Regions from separate parts of the Mus musculus genome. Here region 2 is linked to region 1. The links are chromatin loops, found by intact Hi-C in ENCODE. Cell type or tissue: left cerebral cortex. All regions are shown on one strand. Links, peaks and the distances in the headings refer to the core of each region. The heading gives the core; the rest is flanking DNA. Region 1 has its middle 11 kb from the start of Cyp2d10. Region 2 overlaps Septin3 (septin 3).

Region 1 (9,065 bases), core at 330-8,329:
TGCCCATGTCAAGGAACCAGAATTTTTTCATGTGTGATGAAATGCTAAGGGGGCCCAGGACAGTTTTCTGGCTCTTGCCAGGTCACAGCTGGGATGTCAAATCTACTGTGATTCCTTTGATGAACTTAACACATAAGATGCCACGGTAATAGGCATCATCAGGCTGGGGATTTAGCTTGTTAAGAACATTTTCCCAGGATATATGAGAACAACACTGAGCAAGACACTCAGACACACACACACACACACACACACACACACACACACACACACACACACCTGCACAAACATACCTGGGGATGCACAACAGGAGCCAGAGAAATGGTCAGAGGGTAAAGGAGCTTGCCTGGCAAGCATGGTGCTTGAGTTTCATTTCTCAACCCATGTAGTAAGGTGAGAACTAACTGTGTGTGCTTAACCCAAACCTCAACATCATTATTGTGGCCATAGCTCTCCTCACATCATGCATACACAACACACATTGGAGTAATAATGAATATTATTACTAGAAATCTTATTTACTCAGCTCATTAAAGGAAGCAGGAAAGCCAAGCATATTTTATGGCTGTTAAAGGTTCTGAACACATTCCAAATTCTCCTGAGCATCCCAGGGTTGGCTGACAAAGTCTTCCCTGGGTGATTGACATTTCTCACCATTGTGGGTAAGCTGGTGACTGAGCACAAGGGGACCTGGGACCCTGACCAGCTACCTCGTACCCTGACTGATGCCTTTTCGGCTGAGAGGGAGAAGGTGAGAGACTATGGGATGTGGTGTCCATTGTGCTGTGACTAACCCAGTGACACTGAAGTGTAACCACCTGAAGTCACTGGGAGGGTATTATGGGGCATTCCAGTCTCTACAGAGTCTGCTGTCCTGCTGTGTCCTAGGCCAAGGGGAACCTTGAGAGTAGCTTCAATGATGCAAATCTATCTCTGGTTGTCCTTGACCAGTTTGGGACTGGGATTGTGGCGAGTTCAGTCACTCTGACCTGGGGCCTTCTACTCACAATCCTGAATCCGGACGTGCAGCGTAAGCCTGACTGGGGCTAGAATGAAAGGAGGAAGAGGGTAGAGGCACACTCCTTAAGATTCCTTGGGACACTTGCAACTCCCAGCAATAGTTTAAGCCAGACTCTAGTAAGGACGATGGCCATATATCTCCCATGGACTCAGCCTTTATCAGAGAGGTAGTGGAGAGACAAAGGAAACCCCCTAGGGCTCCTTAGCTGAAGTCATTCTGTCCTTCCAGAAAGAATGCAACAGGAAATTGACAAGGTCATAGAGCATGTGTGGTGAACAGAGATGGTACACCAGGCCTACATGCCCTACACCAATGCTGCCATACATGAGGTTCAGCGCTATAAAGACATTATCCCAATACCTTTGCCACACAGGACTTCTAGTGATGTTGAAATGCAGGACTTCCTTATCACTAAGGTAGGCTTGAAACCCTCCAAATTCTCGTTAGTGTTGCCAGCTAGCTAGAGGTGTGAGCTGCCCAGCTAAGGAGGACTGAAATTTAGACAACCCGATTCTCAATTCCACAGCACCAACTTCCCCTGGGTAGGTATGGGAATAGAAACAAGGGCAAGAACTGTATACTAGGAACTCCATCTAGAAAAGCAAACAAGGTAAAATATGGCAGGAGTGGTTGTAATAGCCACAACCTACAAATACAGGTGACAATGAGTGTATATCTGTCACTTATTATATCCCTGTATTAGTGAGAACAGACAGCAAAGCTCCTATGGCTGAGTTTACATGACAGCATCCAGGGTGTGAATTAGAGGCTGTGCTTGTTACCTTGGTGACTATGGTCTGGGGAACCTCACCCCTGTCTGTGTACAAGCCATTTGCCTCCTGCTAGGGAACAACAGGCATCCCCAACCTGTTCTGTCTCATGTGTTTATAAAGAGACAGAATATGTCCTGTTGGGGTATGGTGAAGAATGGGGGATGGGAATATCTCAGTGGGCCCAAGCCAAGGCATCCGTTGCCCCGGAGGACCATCCACAAGACAGTAAAGTATAGAATAGAGTTTATTCAGGGTATGGGGAGGGAGTTAAGAGGGTGTAGAGGCACAGAAAGGCAGAGAGAAAGAGGGGGAAGGAGAGGAGAGGAGGGGAAGGGAGGGGAGGGGTAGGAAGGGGAGGGGAGGGGAGGGGAGGGAGAGGAGAGGAGAGGAGAGGAGAGGAGAGGAGAGGAGAGGAGAGGAGAGGAGAGGAGAGGAGAGGAGAGGAGAGGAGAGGAGAGGAGAGAAGAGAAGAGAAGAGAAGAGAAGAGAAGAGAAGAGAAGAGAAGAGAAGAGAAGAGAAGAGAAGAGAAGAGAAGAGAAGAGAAGAGAAGAGAAGAGAAGAGAGAGTCTGGCCATGAACAAGTAGTTGTGAGGGGGAAGTAGAGGGAAGGGGCAAGGGATTCGCCAGTAGAGGAATCAGATTTTAATAAGATTTATAAGATTAGGTTTTAGTTGTTGTGCCCAGAGATTGAGTTACCATTGTTTCTGAACGAAGTTTGTGTTGCATTTTTCTTCATTTCAGCGGCATATCTAAGTTCAAGAGACAAAGCTATGGCGGCAAAGCACGGGTGCACCACAAAGGCCATGGGGGATTTGAAGCACGGGGTTGGCATGGTAATGACCCACCAGTGGCAAGCTAGTGAGCTGGGTGGAGAGATTGTGGAGTTCTGAGTCAGAGTATCCATGAGATGAAAACAGATCAGCTATTAACCACCAGTGCATGGCCAGCCAGGCCTCCTAGACTGAGAGTTGATGGCACAAGTGCGGGAACATGCTGCTACCATATATTTTTTTAATATTTCCCACAACAGTAATGAGGTAACAGACTACATCTCTGTAAGCTTTTTCTAGCTGTCAAGCTACAGTTACCTTAGCTGTCAATGTAGTCAGAAGTCTGAGAAAGAATAAACAATAATTTAGTAGTTGTATATTATTTACAAAATGACAGAGTCCACTAGCCAACAGTCCCTGTGGTCTCCATGGCAACTTGAGCAGTCAATCTGTCTTTCAAACACAGAAGAGGCAGGACTTTTTCCCTGTGGAATGGATATGTATGACATAAGAAATGGCTTAGCTTGATTTAGATAAGTCATTTGACTCAGGATATCCAGTTTTGTCCACTGTGTTTCTCAGTGATTATCATATCACAATCTAGGCAGTATCTTGTAGCTGGTTCAAATCTTCTGAGACCTCATGGGAATTTAAACTGTTAAAGGCTTTGGGAATTCTGTCTGTCATAAACTTAATAATTAGCAAACCTCTGACAAGATTGAGGGCTATGTCGATTGGTTATAACTGAATAGACCACATCATTATTCGATGGCAGTAGTAGAAACCATCATTATCTATAAAGACAGAAAGGGAATGAAAATCTGAAGTAACTTAGACAGGTTGTGTAAGTAGAGAAAAACCTATTTTTGAATTAGCACAGAAGCATTTGGCTAGGACTAGAGTAAGAAATCAGGCAGCAGTGGCATAAGATCATGGTGACAGAAAATTTGTTGGTCCAGACAGGTTCAGGCCTGTGACACAAACTGAGTGTGCATGCCGTGAGAACAGGGTAAGGGTGTGGGAGCGTGGATAGGTAAATGCTTGGATACAGGGAACCTCTTTCCATTTACCAGACCACTGGCAGTATGTATTAAGATGCCATAAAATAATTGAACCTAGTGTGCCATTAAGTGGCTATTTGGAGCCATTATCTAGTGGATACTGAATCTAGACCTTATTGCAGAATGTACTAGTTTTGATGCCCTCAATTCAGGTGTTAATTTCAGATATTTGATATTTTCCAGGAGACATCCCAGTGGGGTACCTTGCTATAGCTGTCCTACAGCCACTGAAAACTGGGTACTTGAAAGGGAGGCTGGGGATGAAAAAGGACAGGTGAGAGAAGGATGAAGCCAAGACAAAAGTTTCTGACCAAGGCTCAAAGTTTAATTTTTAGCTCTGCGTTTATATAAGGAAAGCCTACAGACCCCATCCTTAGTTTCAGCTGGATTATGTTGCAAATCAAGATCAGCAGGCTGTCTACTCCTGTAGAAAATGGACTCTGCCTGGGTCCAGAAAAGAGTTCAGGTTACAAGTATACAGCCAGGCTAGTTCAGGTCATCACATTAACATCCAGGGACTCTGCCAAGTCCCAGACTCACCAGAAAGAAGTCCAACCTAGATCTAGGAATTGTTGAATGGCTATAAGACCCTGAGGGGTTATGAACCATTTTCAAGAAGGGAAGTCATCCAAGGGTCTAAATCTTACCGTGTATGTCAGCTAGGAGGCAGGTCCTAAGGACTGGGGCATTGAAATTCTAGGGTTTTTTTTTTCTCCTTTTTTTTATTAGGTATTTTCTTCATTTACGTTTCCAATGCTATCCCAAAAGTCCCCCATACCCTCCTCCCATTCTTCTCCCCCCCCCCACTCCCACTTCTTGGCCCTGGTGATCCCCTGTACTTAGGCATATAAAGTTTGCAAGACCAGTGGGCCTCTCTTTCCACTGATGGCCGACATATGCAGCTAGAGACACGAGCTCCAGGGGGTTCTGGTTAGTTCATATTGTTGTTCCACCTATAGGGTTGCAGATCCCTTTAGCTCCTTGGGTACTTTCTCTAGCTTCTCCATTGGGGGCCCTGTGATCCATCCAATAGCTGACTGTGAGCATCCACTTCTGTGTTTGCTAGGCCCAAGAATAGCCTCACAAGAGACAGCTCTATCGGGGTCCTTTCAGTAAAATCTTGCTAGTTTATGCAATGGTGTCAGCGTTTGGAGGCTGATTATGGGATGGATCCCCGGGTATGGCAGTCTGTAGATGGTCCATCCTTTCATCTCAGCTCCAAACTTTGTCTCTGTAACTCCTTCCATGGGTGTTTTGTTCCCAATTCTAAGAAGGGCAAACATGATAAAAAGCAATCTACAGCAAACCAGTAACCAACATCAAAGTAAATGGTGAGAAGCTGGAAGCAATCCCACTAAAATCAGGGACTAGAAATTCTAGGGTTTTTGCAGACTAGTAGCAGGAAAGAAGGAACTGTATGGTTGGTGTGGGCCCATCTGACTGTGTAACTCAGATGGCAGAAGCTAGCCCCACACTGTGGACCGCAACTAGTGGCAGCAGCTCCTGTGGCAGAAGTCTATGAGTCCCACAGTGGCCAGTGGGTGGCAGTGGTTCTGCAGTGTGTCCTCAGTTGGTAGGGCGAGCAGCCCTTCCTGATCCTTCCTGCCAGGTCCTGGTGAACTCACTATGGGTGAGGCAGTGCTATGCTGTGGCCCGTGGATTACTGTGGCACCATTCTGCTGTCTCCTCGGTGGCGGCTGAGGCAGCTGCACCACATTGCAGGCCCCGTGGAGGTGGCCTGAGGCAGAGATGCTGCAGGTCAGGCAGTCTGTGGTTCCGCTCTGCTGCTTGGCAGTGGCTGAGGCCTCAGCTGCAGCAGCGGGGAAACTGTGTATTTAATTTGACCGGGCACTGCATGGGACATCCTACTAACAGCTGGAAGCCACAGCCCAATGCTTCTGACTGTTGGAGTCCACAGTGGGCAGGGAAAAGGAAGTGCCTGAAATAGGGTATTCCAAAACTCAGCAAGGAGCACACTATTCTCCCGGCATGCAGTACTGCTAGCACTCACTTTATAAGTCCCAGGCAGAGAGGGACTGGGTGGTGGGGAGAACGGACCTCCCTCTTGGGCACCGAAGAGTGGCCTCTCGGACAAGGCAAAAGCTGTTTTTCTTGTGGCTGCAGTGGGACATCTAAAAGCAACTACAACAGTGGACAAACAGGCAGAGTCCAGTGGCAGCTTTGGTGGGGGCAGCAGCTAGGAAAGCAAGTCTCACGAACAGAATCCCTGGCAGGGCACAAAGGGTGGAGCTAGACCCATTCCCCCCCCCCCCCCCGGGGAACCACAAGCAAATGCAAGAGGAGGGAGGGCAGTAGACAGAGTCCTTGGCAGCAGTCAGGGCCAGCCCCACTTTTGAGATGGCAAACTGGCTGAATGAGCAGCAGCCACAGCCGGAGCCAGCAAATGAGGGATTGGGGAGGGGAAAGTCTATGCCATGTTTAAGTATGGTCCCCATAGACTCATATATTTGAACAAGCCTATGGAGGACAGGGAGTGGAATGTGATGGTTTGTATATGATTGGCCCAGGGAGTGGCACTATTAGAAGGTGTGGCCCAGTTGGAGGAGGTGTGTCGCTGTGATTATGGGAATTAAGACCCTCATCACAGCTAACTGAAAGCCAGTATTCTGCTAACAGTCTTCAGATGAAGATGTACCACTCTCAGCTCTGCCTGCACCATACCTGCCCAGACACAGCCATGCTTCCAACTTGAAGAAAATGGACTAAACCTCTGAACCTATAAGCCAACCCCAATTGAATGTGGTTCTTTATAAGAGTTGCCTTGGCTGCAACCCTATAGGTGGAACAACAATATGAACTACCCAGTACCCCACAGAGTTCGTGTCTCTAGCTGCATATGTATCAGAAGATGGCCTACTCGGCCATCAGTGAAAAAAGAGGCCCATTGGTCATGCAAACTTTATCTGCCTCAGTACAGGGGAATGCCAGGGCCAAGAAGTGGAAGTGGGTGGGTGGGAGAGGGGTGGGGGAGCATGGGGGAGACTTTTGGGGTAGCATTGGAAATGTTGGTAATGGTGTCTGTTCACAGCAGTAAAACCCTAACTAAGGCACATGTCCACTCCATTCATCCCCATAGGAAAGGCCACAGCATGTTTTTGTTCTTCAGTTCTATCAGCCATCTTAGAAGGGTCTTGAAGCTTGGTACCATGAAAAAGGGGGACCACTCCTGTATCTTTTTTTGTTTGTCTGTATGTCTTTGGATATTTGTGAACCATGGAACTGTGGCCATAGATGGCCAATGACCCTTCGGGGAGGAGCCTCCTTTGCCTTCTCTATATATTCTCAAAGGGGAACTCCTGGTTAATAACACCCTTAGTAGTTTTATTGAGTAATTCCTCCACAGTTGTCCTCAGTTCTGGGTGACACTCTCTGAAGAATGCACAAGGCTTTGCAAGCTATGCTCCCTGGAAGTCTGTGTTTCCAGGGCTGTTTTTTTTTTTTTTTTTTTTTTTTGGTTTTTCGAGACAGGGTTTCTCTGTGTAGCCCTGGCTGTCCTGGCACTCACTTTGTAGACCAGGCTGGCCTCGAACTCAGAAATCCACCTGCCTCTGCCTCCCAAGTGCTGGGATTAAAGGCATGCGCCACCACGCCCGGCTTCTTTTTTTTTTTTTTTTCCAGGGCTGTTTTGATTGAACCACAAAGTGTGGTCGTGGCCTCATTGTCTTAATGATAAGTGACAGTGGCATTGTTTGTGTGCTTGTTGGCTGCTTGTCAATTCACTTTGCACAGAAGTCTGTGCAAGCCTTTGGCTCATGCTTGCTACAGATATCTGATATACAATTTTATTTCTGACACTGTCTTCTCAGACCTCTGGATAACCATTATTTCTTCATCCCATGGTTTGCTTCTTTTCCTCCCTTTTATTTTTTTTTTTGACAATTAATCAGGAAGTATATTATGCAGTATGTTAAAAGATAACAAGTACCACAGCCATAATGTGGTGAATGGGACTATTGGGGAAGGAGAAGTGTGGACAAAGACTTGAAGGAAGGGAAGCAGCTAGCCACACAGGTGTTCACATCTAAGGCTCTCCAAGCAGAGGTAACAACCATGCCAAGGCCTCCACATGGGCCATTCAGAAACACCAAGGAAGCCAGTGTGACTGGAACAGATAAAGGGGCAAAAGGTACAGTGTATTGGGGAGACAGTAGGCTCCTGAGATCACAGCAAAGTCTTTGACTTCTATAATATTTTTTCTCATCAAAGATAAATTATATCAAACGTGAAGTCCTTGGGTGACCTGAGCTATCTAGCATATTTAAATGATATAATTAGTATGATGTCATAATTATAGTTTGTATATTAGTTATATAATTAGTATAATTATATACTAATGTATACTATACATACTATACTATAGACTATATAATATACCAATATATAATATGTACTACTAACAATATAAATATAATTATAATTTGTATACTAATTATAATTATATTTTGTGTACTAATTATAACAAGTTATAATTAGTATACAAATTCTATAGAAAGCACTTGTTGAAGGCTGTCTTAGTCAGGGTTTCTATTCCTGCACAAACATCATGACCAAGAAGCAAGTTGGGGAGGAAAGGGTTTATTCGGCTTACACTTCCACATTGCTGTTCATCACCAAGGAAGTCAGGACTGGAACTCAAGCAGGTCAGGAAGCAGGAGCTGATGCAGAGCCATGGAGGGATGTTCTTTACTGGCTTGCTTCCCCTGGCTTGCTCAGCCTGCTCTCTTATAGAACTAAGACTACCAACCCAGAGATGGCACCACCCACAAGGGGACATCCCCCCTTGATCACTAATTAAGAAAATGCCTTACAGCTGGAGGCATTTCCCCAACTGAAACTCCTTTCTCTGTGATAACTCCAGCTGTGTCAAGTTGACACAAAACTAGCCAGTACAAAGGCTCAGAGCATTTGTTCTTTTTTTTCTTATCTTTCTCTTATTAATTTTTTTGTTGTTTACATCCCAGCCATTGCCCCACCTCCTAGTCCCCTCCTCCCACGGTTTCTCATCCCATTCCTCTTCCCCCTTGCCTCTGAGTTGATGTTCCCTCTCTTTCCACCACCAGTCATCACCCTTCCTTGGGGTCTCAGGTCACTGCAGACCTTGGTACATCCATTCCCTCTGAGCTCAGACAAGGCAGTCCTCCGTCACTTAAGTACTAGGGTCAAGGACCAATTGATGTACTCTCTTTGGTTGGCTTACTCGCTAGGAGCTCCCAGGGTTACCAGGATGCAATCCCCTTCAGCATTATCAATCCTTCTAATTTAACCATAGGATCTCCAACTTCCGTGCAATGTGTGAGAGTAAGTATCTATGTCTATCTCAGTCATCTGCTGGTAGGGTCTCATAGAGGAAAGCCATGCTAGGCTCCTGTTTGTAAGCACATCATAGCATCAGTAATAGAGTCAGGTGTTGGTGCACCC
Region 2 (9,065 bases), core at 360-8,359, 130 kb after region 1:
GTTAGTGTATAGGCTTATTGTGGCTGTGATGGTTGATGTCCACCAAACAGCTGTGTCTCTCACGTGTCACTTCCCTTCCTCTGTGTGTGTTGTGTTACCATTGGTTGATATCTTCATTTTACCTGCTCGGTTTCAAGAGCCTCTTGATTCATCTTCCATTGTGGCTCCTCCAAGCTATTTCTCTCCATTCATTTATACCTTAGGTTCACCTCACAGAAAGTCAAGTGTTGCAGGGTATTTGATCACACTGTGAACCCCAAGATTTGTGTTATTTACTGGAAAACCTACTTCTAGTTGTGGTGTGGCTCAGCCCTAGCTCACGCCTTTGATCCAAGAGCTTTCTATTTATTATAAACCATAGGTCAAGAGGTGGTGCAACCAACGAGTTGCGGGGAGGGAACAAAGGGAAAAGTGAGTAAGAGAGAGTTGGGGGGGATGGATAGAGAGATGCACAGGAAGTAGAAGGGAGGGCATTCCGTTGGAGGTGTTGGGGAGACAGTGGAGAAAGAGAGCTTTTCTTTGGGGATGCTAGCTGAGGAGGAAGATAAGGTGCTGCTTCCTCTGCCTCTCTGAGCTAGTAGGCTTTCCCCCTTCCTCTGTCTGAGACATCTGGCTCCTGAGTCCTTATGGACAAAATTGAATGTTTGAGATTTTGTTTAAAAAAAAAAAAAAAGTCAAGGTCCCAAATAATTGCTTAAAGTTCACATTAAAATTTAGGGACCAACAAGCAGATGAGAGTTGTGTCATTTACTAAACTACAAATGAGGGGAAGGGTCGTCCTAAATTCAAGAAAAATACCACTTTGTGTAGATAGATGAGTAGTATATATGTACACTTTGTGTGTTTGGCTGTGCAGGCCTGTGTGCACGTGAAGAAGCCAGAAGAGGGTGTCACGTATCCTATCGCTCTCCCCTTTCCTCAAGAAAGAATATTTCATTGAACCTGGAAGCAGACTGGTTGACCAGCAAGCACCAGGAAAGCATGGGACCTTACCTGGTCTGCTTTTAACTTTTTATTGAGTCTTTGTGAATTTCATGCACCCCAATGTCACACATCTCCTCCCTTCATAACCACCCTCTGCCCTTGCAACCTTCCTCCCACCAAAAGAAAACAACACATACATTTTTTAAATATATTATATTGTTAAATATAAATTGAATATAAAATATTCATATTTTATATAAAATAATATAAATTGGATATACAATTAACTATACTACATTGTTAAATAAATATATTTAAATATATTTGTATTAAATATGTTTATATATTTAATATATTAAACATTTTATATATTTCATATGTATTAAACATATTTATATTTATATTAAATATATTTTTATTATATGTAATGTATATTAAAAGACAAAACCATCTTGCCATGAAAGCTACAGTGTGTCATGGTTTGTCACACAGTATAACAGCTTTATTTGCAAGTGTTCATTGCAATGAGCTATTGGTTTGGTTCGAAGGCCTTGGCTTCTGCTACTCTATCGATATTGGTTCCTCACCAGGACTCCTCTCAGATATCCAGTTGTTGCTCTGTGTCATGGCGATCCTGCAGCTTTGGATCCACAGGACTGGCCCCTTCACATGCTCCAGCAGTTCATAGATGAGGTAGATGTTCAGGTGGGACAACTCAAAGCCCTGGATCTGGGCCTGGGTAGCACCTTACAAGGTCAGCCCAACAGCTCTCCTGCACCCATGGCACCAGGGCCAACTGTCCTGCACTCACCAGCACTGCCCTGGCACGGGGTGGGGCCTGCTCTCCTGCTCTTCAGTCCTTGGGGCAGTGCTCTTCCACTTTCCCACAGCCACGAGGTCCAGCTCTCCCCAAGCTGCCCAGGGGAGGGGCAGGGCCAGCTTTATGCAGTCCACAGACATCAACATGGCCCCAGGGAGCAGCCCCAGACCAGGGACACCCGCATGGCCTTTGTTGGTAACATGGGCCACAGACATTGTCATAGACCTCTACTGCTGCAGGACCTGGAACACAGACATGGCCCTTATCGATGGGCCGCAGCCTTAGGTGGCATTGCAGGCCCCTCACTCACATCAGGCTGTTCCTCTCCACCCTGTAATCTCCAATTCTGCCTCTTTTTTTGTTTTGTTTTGTTTTGTTTTGTTTTTTTGGTTTTTCGTGACAGGGTTTCTCTGTATAGCCCTGGCTGTCCTGGAACTCACTTTGTAGACCAGGCTGGCCTCGAACTCAGAAATACACCTGCCTCTGCCTCCCGAGTGCTGGGATTAAAGACATGCGCCACCACGCCCAGCTTCTGCCTCTTCATAGCACACAAACCATTCCACCTCTCCCATCTCCACCACACCCTTGCTTATCACCTTAGCCTCTGGTTGTCGTCCACCCAGCCACACCGCATGGCAGGCAAGGGCCTCTGGGTCCGTATCTGGTTTTATGTGGATGTTAGGGATCTGAACTCAGGTCTTCATGCTTGTGCGGTCATCACACTTACCAGCAGAGCCATCTCCCTGTTCCCTTTTAAATTGTCCGTATATGTGTTTGCATGCGCATGTGCGCAGGTGAGCATGAGACCATGTGGCAGTCAGAGGACAACTTATGGAAGTTAATTCTCTCCTTCTGCCATGTAGGATCCATGGTTTAAACTCATTGTCAGCCTTGATAGCAAGTGCCCTTCCCAACTGAGCTATCTCACGGCCCCTTTATATTCTCAATATATTCATAGTAAAATAGCTTTCTAGGCTAGACTAGGCTTTCATTTATAGACTTGGTCCTTACGCCTTGGGGATGGGAGAAATGCTAAGAAGTTAAGTAATTGGGACTAAATACTTCCTGGAAAAACACAGGTCCTAAGAGAGTCAGCTCTCCCGCTCACTAGAGTTACAAAATTCCAGGAAATGACTGGGATATAGCCTCACATTACCCAAAAAATGAATAGATGCCACATGTTCAATATCTAATATCTGTAGCTACTTCTTGCCTTGCCAGGAGGGTCCCTGGCTCACACGCAGTGAGATGATGTCATTCACGGCTGATTTTATCAAGGAGCAAGAAACACGAATAAGACAAAGACCAGGCCATTATTGTTCAAACAGTAATGTTTAGTTGTACAACAGAGGCTAGCAACATCTACATGACCAGTCTGAGTGTCTGTTTGGCTTGTTTTCAATTGGGAAACTAAACTGGAATATCACCAAAAACGTCGGCTGGGACTAACAACGTTTTTAAAATGGGCCATTCTTGCATCCCCGAGGCTTGGGCCTCTTGTTCCTTCAGGACTTGTAGATGAATGGCCCACAAGTCACCAGCCTTTGAGCAAGTTGTGTCCAGGTGGAGATGGCAGGTGGGGTGGCTGAGGGAGGGTTCTAGAAAGACACAGTGTATGGGGCAGTGGCAGCCGTTCGTTCGCAAACATTCATGCATCTGATGGGGGCTTTGCCCTCCATTTGGGTATTTTCCATTAGCCTATAGCGACCACCTGTGGTCAGGCTAATGCATTGCTCACATTAACAGGGTGGGGGATGGGAGTAGGAATAGTCAGGGGAGGTGGGAAGAGATCCCTCTTATTGCTAAATGTATAAAAGGGTGCTATTTTTCTTCCTAGAGTGTATAGCTGGTGGGTTTGGGGTAGTCCATATGTGTGTTAAATTCCCTTTCTTTTAAAGTTTGGGGATAATTAAGTCAACTCCAGCAACCTCTTTTCAGCAAAACCCACTTCCCAGATGGCCATATTTTGGGGTAAACAGGTTGTCTACACACATACTCACTGGGCCAGCCACCAGTGGTGATTTTTTTTTTTAAGTGACACTAGCCTCTGGCTCCCCACCATGTATAATGAATCACCCTTATAAAATACCTTTAAGCAATGAAGGAGACACCCTTGTCCCACACAGGGGCTCACACGGCTGACCTCAGTGACTCTGACAAGCAGGAAAGTTGCTTTCTTGACCGGTTAAGGTAGCCAAGAAAGTACTCATGCAGAATGAATGGCTAGAGAGCAATGCCGGTTCCCTTGGAGACAGTTACAAGTCGCTGGTATGCGCTTGCAAGGGCAGGAGCAGCTTCCCATGAGTTCCTCCTCCCTACACAAGGACTGGGGTGCTGCTGACACAGATGATGGAGCAGGGTGGTGCTGGCAGGAACTCCATTCCATTGGGAGGAGAGGAGTAGTTTGGCTAAACAGAGGAAGCAACTGTCCTAAAGCCGCAGCTAGCCCCTCCCACCTACTGAGGGCTGAGAGGGGCTGTGCTGGTGGGCTAGACAAGCACAGCGCTAAAAGGGGCGTGGCCCTGCAGCAATAACAGCTGGGAGGGATGAGGGAGAAGCAGCACTTGAAATGGCCTTCATTCAGCAGTGGGGCAGGGGGTGGCTGGTACAGGTGGAAGGACAGTGCCCAGGAGGCCTTCTCCCTGCAGGGGGAGTTGAGAACGGTTGAGGGTGTGGAGACCGGCAGCCGGCAGCAGACACATAAAACAGCTTCTCCAGGGAGAGTGAGACCACAGCTTAGTGGAGACAGGCAGCATTCTCCTACTTAGACTCTCCAACACCCACCATTCTTATCCCTTGCTGGCCCTAGGTGCCCAATCCCATGTCACCATACAGGGCAGCTCACTAGAGCTGTCAGCGAGCTCTATGTTGCTACCACTCTAGCCTGACAGCTGGCCACTCTTTAGTGACGTTATAGATGAGGACTAGAGACAGAGCAGTCTCCAGGAAAGGCTAAGACCATAGGATTAGGACCACTTCTGCTTGGTCCACTGAATTGTGGGTCTTCCATCTCTTTTTGTTTTTTGTTTGTCTGTGTGTTTGTTTTCCTAGTGACTGGGTAATAAAGGGCTGAAGTCAGTGAAGACCAGTTCTACACCCAGGCTGGACCGGGAGGTGGCATAGTGGATAGATCAGTTCTAAACAGAATTTTGTGGTATCTTCCCTTTCCTATGGCTAAATGGCTTTCCTTAAAGCAGCCTTAGAAACTGTAGGGAAAAAAAAAAAACTTGAATGTGCAAGGAGCAGTTAAAGTATGCATTAATAAATACAAGGCTCCTGAGAAGGCAAGAGAAGGCTAAATGTATGGCTGTGGGTATTCCTGGGAACATCTACAGGATTGGATGGTGAGAGAATGCAGGGAGGGGAGAAGCCGAGAAAGACAGACAGACAAATGAGAACAGAGAAAGAGTGAGTTGGGTTTGTAAGAAACAAAGCCACAGAGAAGCCAGCTTAACATGGACAGAAGGCTGCTAGAAAACGGGAAACTGTGTTAGTTTGTCTCACAAGTCCAGCCGCCTAAGAAACTCTGTATATTTTTTCCGATTCTTCAGAATTAGTTTGTGAATATAATTTCCTCCACCTAAAGTTTGCCTCATTTGCCCAATAGATGTGCTTCTTGAACAGAACACCCAGAGCAGCCCAAGCTACCAAATTCTCCCATTTCCCCAGGCTATTCCCAAGTCAGAGCAAATTTCAGTGGTCAGCTGCAGAAACTGGCTTTCCTAGTCATCTTCTCTATAACTGAATTCTCTTGCAATCTCGGCATGCCCTGCCCCATGCTTTTACTTAGGATCTTATTCTTTTAAGGGTTTTTTTTTTTTTTATCTTATGCGTATGAGTGCTTGTCTATGTGTATGTATGTACACCATGCTCATAGAGGCTAAAAGAGGGTGTCAGGTCCTCTGGAACTGGAGTCACAGATAACTGTAAGCTACCAAGAAGGTGCTGGGAACTGAACCTGGGTCCTCTGCAAGAGCAAAAGGTCCCCCGAAGCACAGAGCCATCTCTTCAGCCCCTAGCTGTGATTCTATCTTAGGGTAATAGAAAGTCAATTTAGAAAGTCTGGGCATGATTTCTAAATATAGAAAGGAAGCTAACATAGATGACTCTAAAAGGAGATAAAAGGTCAGAGACAGGCAGGAAATGGGGTGAATGCATGAATATATATGAAGAAAGGAGGCAAAGGACGCTGGGGAGGGAGAAGAGAAATCAGGACGAGGAAGCAACCAACCAGCCTGGAAATACAGGGAAGGCGGGCACAGAAAGCAGTGGTTTGCAGCGGTGATGATCCGCTGTTTGACAGTGACCCCAACATAGACACAAGGGTGGAGCTCCATTTTCAGACACCAATTCTGCAGGAGCCCCTCAGCTTTCTTCTCTGCTCCCCACGAATCTTCTGTTTCCCCAAGAAGTCCTAGCCTTCCTCCAGATTACCTCAACTTACAGTGAAAAGTTGTTCTGAGCTCCCACAGCCCACCACAGGCTAGCTCAGCCACCAGTCCATGAAGAATACTTGCAGCCCCAGTTTGTGGGTGGGTCAGAAGTAAGAAAGAGTTGCCTGTGGCTCACCTGCTCCCAGCATTATAAATTAAAACCTTCCCCAGACCTCTTGAGTGAGGCGCACAGCTTTTTGTTCTGGAGCACAAGAAAAAAGGAGACAGAATGGAGAGTCATGGAGAAAGCAGACTTACAAAGGACTTTCCAAAGAGGGCAATGAAAATACCTCACCCCTGAGTACACGCATACATACACACACATGCATACACACACACAGGCACTCTCCATCACACACACATACACGCAGGCACTCTCCATCACACACATACACACATACATACACACACACACACACACACACACACACACACACACACACACACTAGACAAAATACTGCACAAATACCAGACAGGCCTGGGGGACAGAGCTGAGAGGAGGTGGTGGCTGGAGGTGGTATCTAGGATGTGTGTGTGTTTGGAGAAGGGGGATATGTATGATAACACAGAGAAGGGCTCATCACGGGTTACTGTCGTGGCTTTCCTCTGTGTCCACGCTCACCGGAGGGAGGCCTCCATTGTCATTGAGCCTCTTGGCCCTGTAAGTCTCATAGTGGATGTTGTGTGTTACTTCTTTGAGGTCCTGGAGGTGAGTCCTGAAGGGACACAGAGTAAAAAAAGAGAAGCAGATATGATTAGGGATCAGAAGAGGAAAAGGTGGTCCACCTCAGAGGCTAACACATCTCCTCAGTAGACTGGACCCAATGACTGGGACCCACCCTTGAGGACCAATGTCAATTTTACAACCCCTCTGAGATGCACTGGGATAGAGAGCTCTGTTAGAGAGGGCAGACATTCAGGAAGTGAATCTGGGCAGATGGCCTTTGATCATAAATAATTAAATGTGCCAGCTGGGTGAGTGTGGGGGCGTATCGTACCTGATGACGAAGTCTCGGAGCAGGGCAAACTCACAGTGGTTGAGGTTTTCCACTACAGATAAAACAGAAGGAAACGGGTAGCCAGTTCACTAGTGTCGGCCCAGCAGCTAGGCCACTTTAATGAGAGCATGAGGTGGGTTCTTATGTGGACTTGTCTGAGGCTTGTTCGCTAGTGCACTGGTTCCCTTCCTTTCTTTCTCTTCCTTTTCTTTTTTTTTTTACAAACCGAGCAAATACTTTTAAAATCAGGTCTAATGGACACGGTACCCTTCTAGACACTGTAGAATAAATCTTAATATGGTCTGGTTTTGTCCCATTTTTTTTTTTTTACAAAAATTTAATGTGGGAGTTTAAGAAACCTGTGAAGGCCTGTTATAGTTTCTTTTCTAAAGAAAGAATAAAGCTTGAAAGAAGGTAAAACACATAGGACCTAATAACTGGCCCAGCCTATAAAGGTCACATTCTACACAGTAAATTGATTTGACAAGATGGGGGAACTGCTGTCTGCAAACCACTCACCAAGAACTGTGGGGACAGAGGAGGATGAGGCATCACTGTCTGGTCTGGCCTTAACGATGCATAGATAACATTCTCATGAATAATTCTAATTCAAGGCAAATAATGAAATAAAATCCCAAGCTACTGGGTATGGTGAAGTCGGTGACGCACCACATCATCTCAGCATTTAAGAGTTAGAAACAGAAAGATCATAAATTCAAGGTCTGAGCTGGAGAGATGGCTCAGCGATTAAGAGCACTGGCTACTCTTCCAAGGGTTCTGAGTTCAAATCCCAGCAACCACATGGTGGCTCACAACCATCTGTAATGAGATCTGACGCCCTCTTCTGTGTGTCTGAAGAGAGCAATAATGTACGCACACATAAAATAAATATCTTTAAAAAAAAAAAGAATTTGTATCTTATATTCATTTGACAGGCCAAGTAATTGCCACCTGGTCACGCGTTAAATGGTGTCATTGTTTCCTGCCTGTGACGAGCATCTCAAACTGTAAGTTCCTTAAGGGTAGCCTCCAGCTGGCAATAATATCCTAATATTCTAGAATACTGACACTTTGACCTCTTGCTAGTTCATAGCTGCTCTTTCCTTCTGTCTGTCCTGTTCCTTCTAGCTGCCTGTCCTTCTGGGAGATGCGCTGGATTACCTTCGATGATCCCCCAGGGTGTTTTCCTCCCGAGGACCCTCTTGCCGTTCACTTGGTACTCCTTGTCACTCCCCACCACGGCGAAGGGCATGCTCTCCTGCTGGAGAAGGAGAAAAGCAAAACCAGATGCACATGCTCAGTGCTAGTCTCCAAACTGAGTGTCCAGAGCAGGACAGCCTTTCACATCTTATTCCTTTGCTCATTCAATGACGCTACTGGTTGCAACAGCAACAGTGCTCAGCCCCTTGAAAAGACTGAGCTGGGGCTCAAGGCCTGGGCCCAACCCTGACTACATAAGTTGGCTTTTCTTCAACTAGAGAGCACTTTGAACAGTTCATTGTGTTTGGGCACATATTTTCATTTGATTTGGGACCACTTTGGGACTCTCTCACAAACAGCACCCACCCAGGCGCCAGCCAGACTCTGAGATGTGTTATTCGGCTCCCATGGATCCTACTGGCAGATGCCCAGGTCCTGAACTCTCAGGACTCTGCTCTGAGATGGGGCTACTCTGCTCCATCAGGGCAAGCACCCAAATGGATCTGCCTGGTATGTTTGTCATTGGATAAAAGAGTCATGTGTTGCTGAACGACAGAGTAAGTTTAGGAAAAGATCATGGGAGACTATGCCATGGGGTGAACTCATAGCATAGAAGTATACAAACTAATAAGGCCAGTGACCATGTTACCAGATGATATGGTTGCTGGGAAACACTCTTATGTGGCCCC

What was found. A loop is a pair of places that touch in the nucleus more often than their neighbours do. Peaks named below come from ENCODE experiments on the same cell type or tissue, not always from the same donor. Only the 100,000 strongest peaks of a DNase experiment are listed, where the experiment ranks them.
Region 2: a loop joins it to region 1, with 2.9 times the contacts of the local background. A loop is called at or near these places in 2 of 42 quality-filtered maps.

The regions. Positions count from the first base shown.
Region 1 is chr15:82,413,823-82,422,887 of GRCm38, reverse strand. It overlaps the pseudogene Gm19267. Among named protein-coding and RNA genes, the nearest start is that of Cyp2d10, 11 kb to the right of the region's middle. In left cerebral cortex, for the core only: a CTCF peak has its summit at 5,171 (motif pointing right); DNase peaks (open chromatin) are centred at 5,174 and 5,609; H3K4me3 peaks cover 518 bases; H3K27ac peaks cover 633 bases.
Region 2 is chr15:82,288,567-82,297,631 of GRCm38, reverse strand. Septin3 (septin 3) reads right to left here. Exons shown (of 12, transcript NM_001368785.1): 9 at 8,338-8,437; 10 at 7,177-7,228; 11 at 6,801-6,894; 12 at 3,058-6,379. The coding sequence ends at 6,326. Among named protein-coding and RNA genes, the nearest start is that of Wbp2nl, 5.9 kb to the left of the region's middle. In left cerebral cortex, for the core only: a CTCF peak has its summit at 3,454; DNase peaks (open chromatin) are centred at 3,425 and 3,971.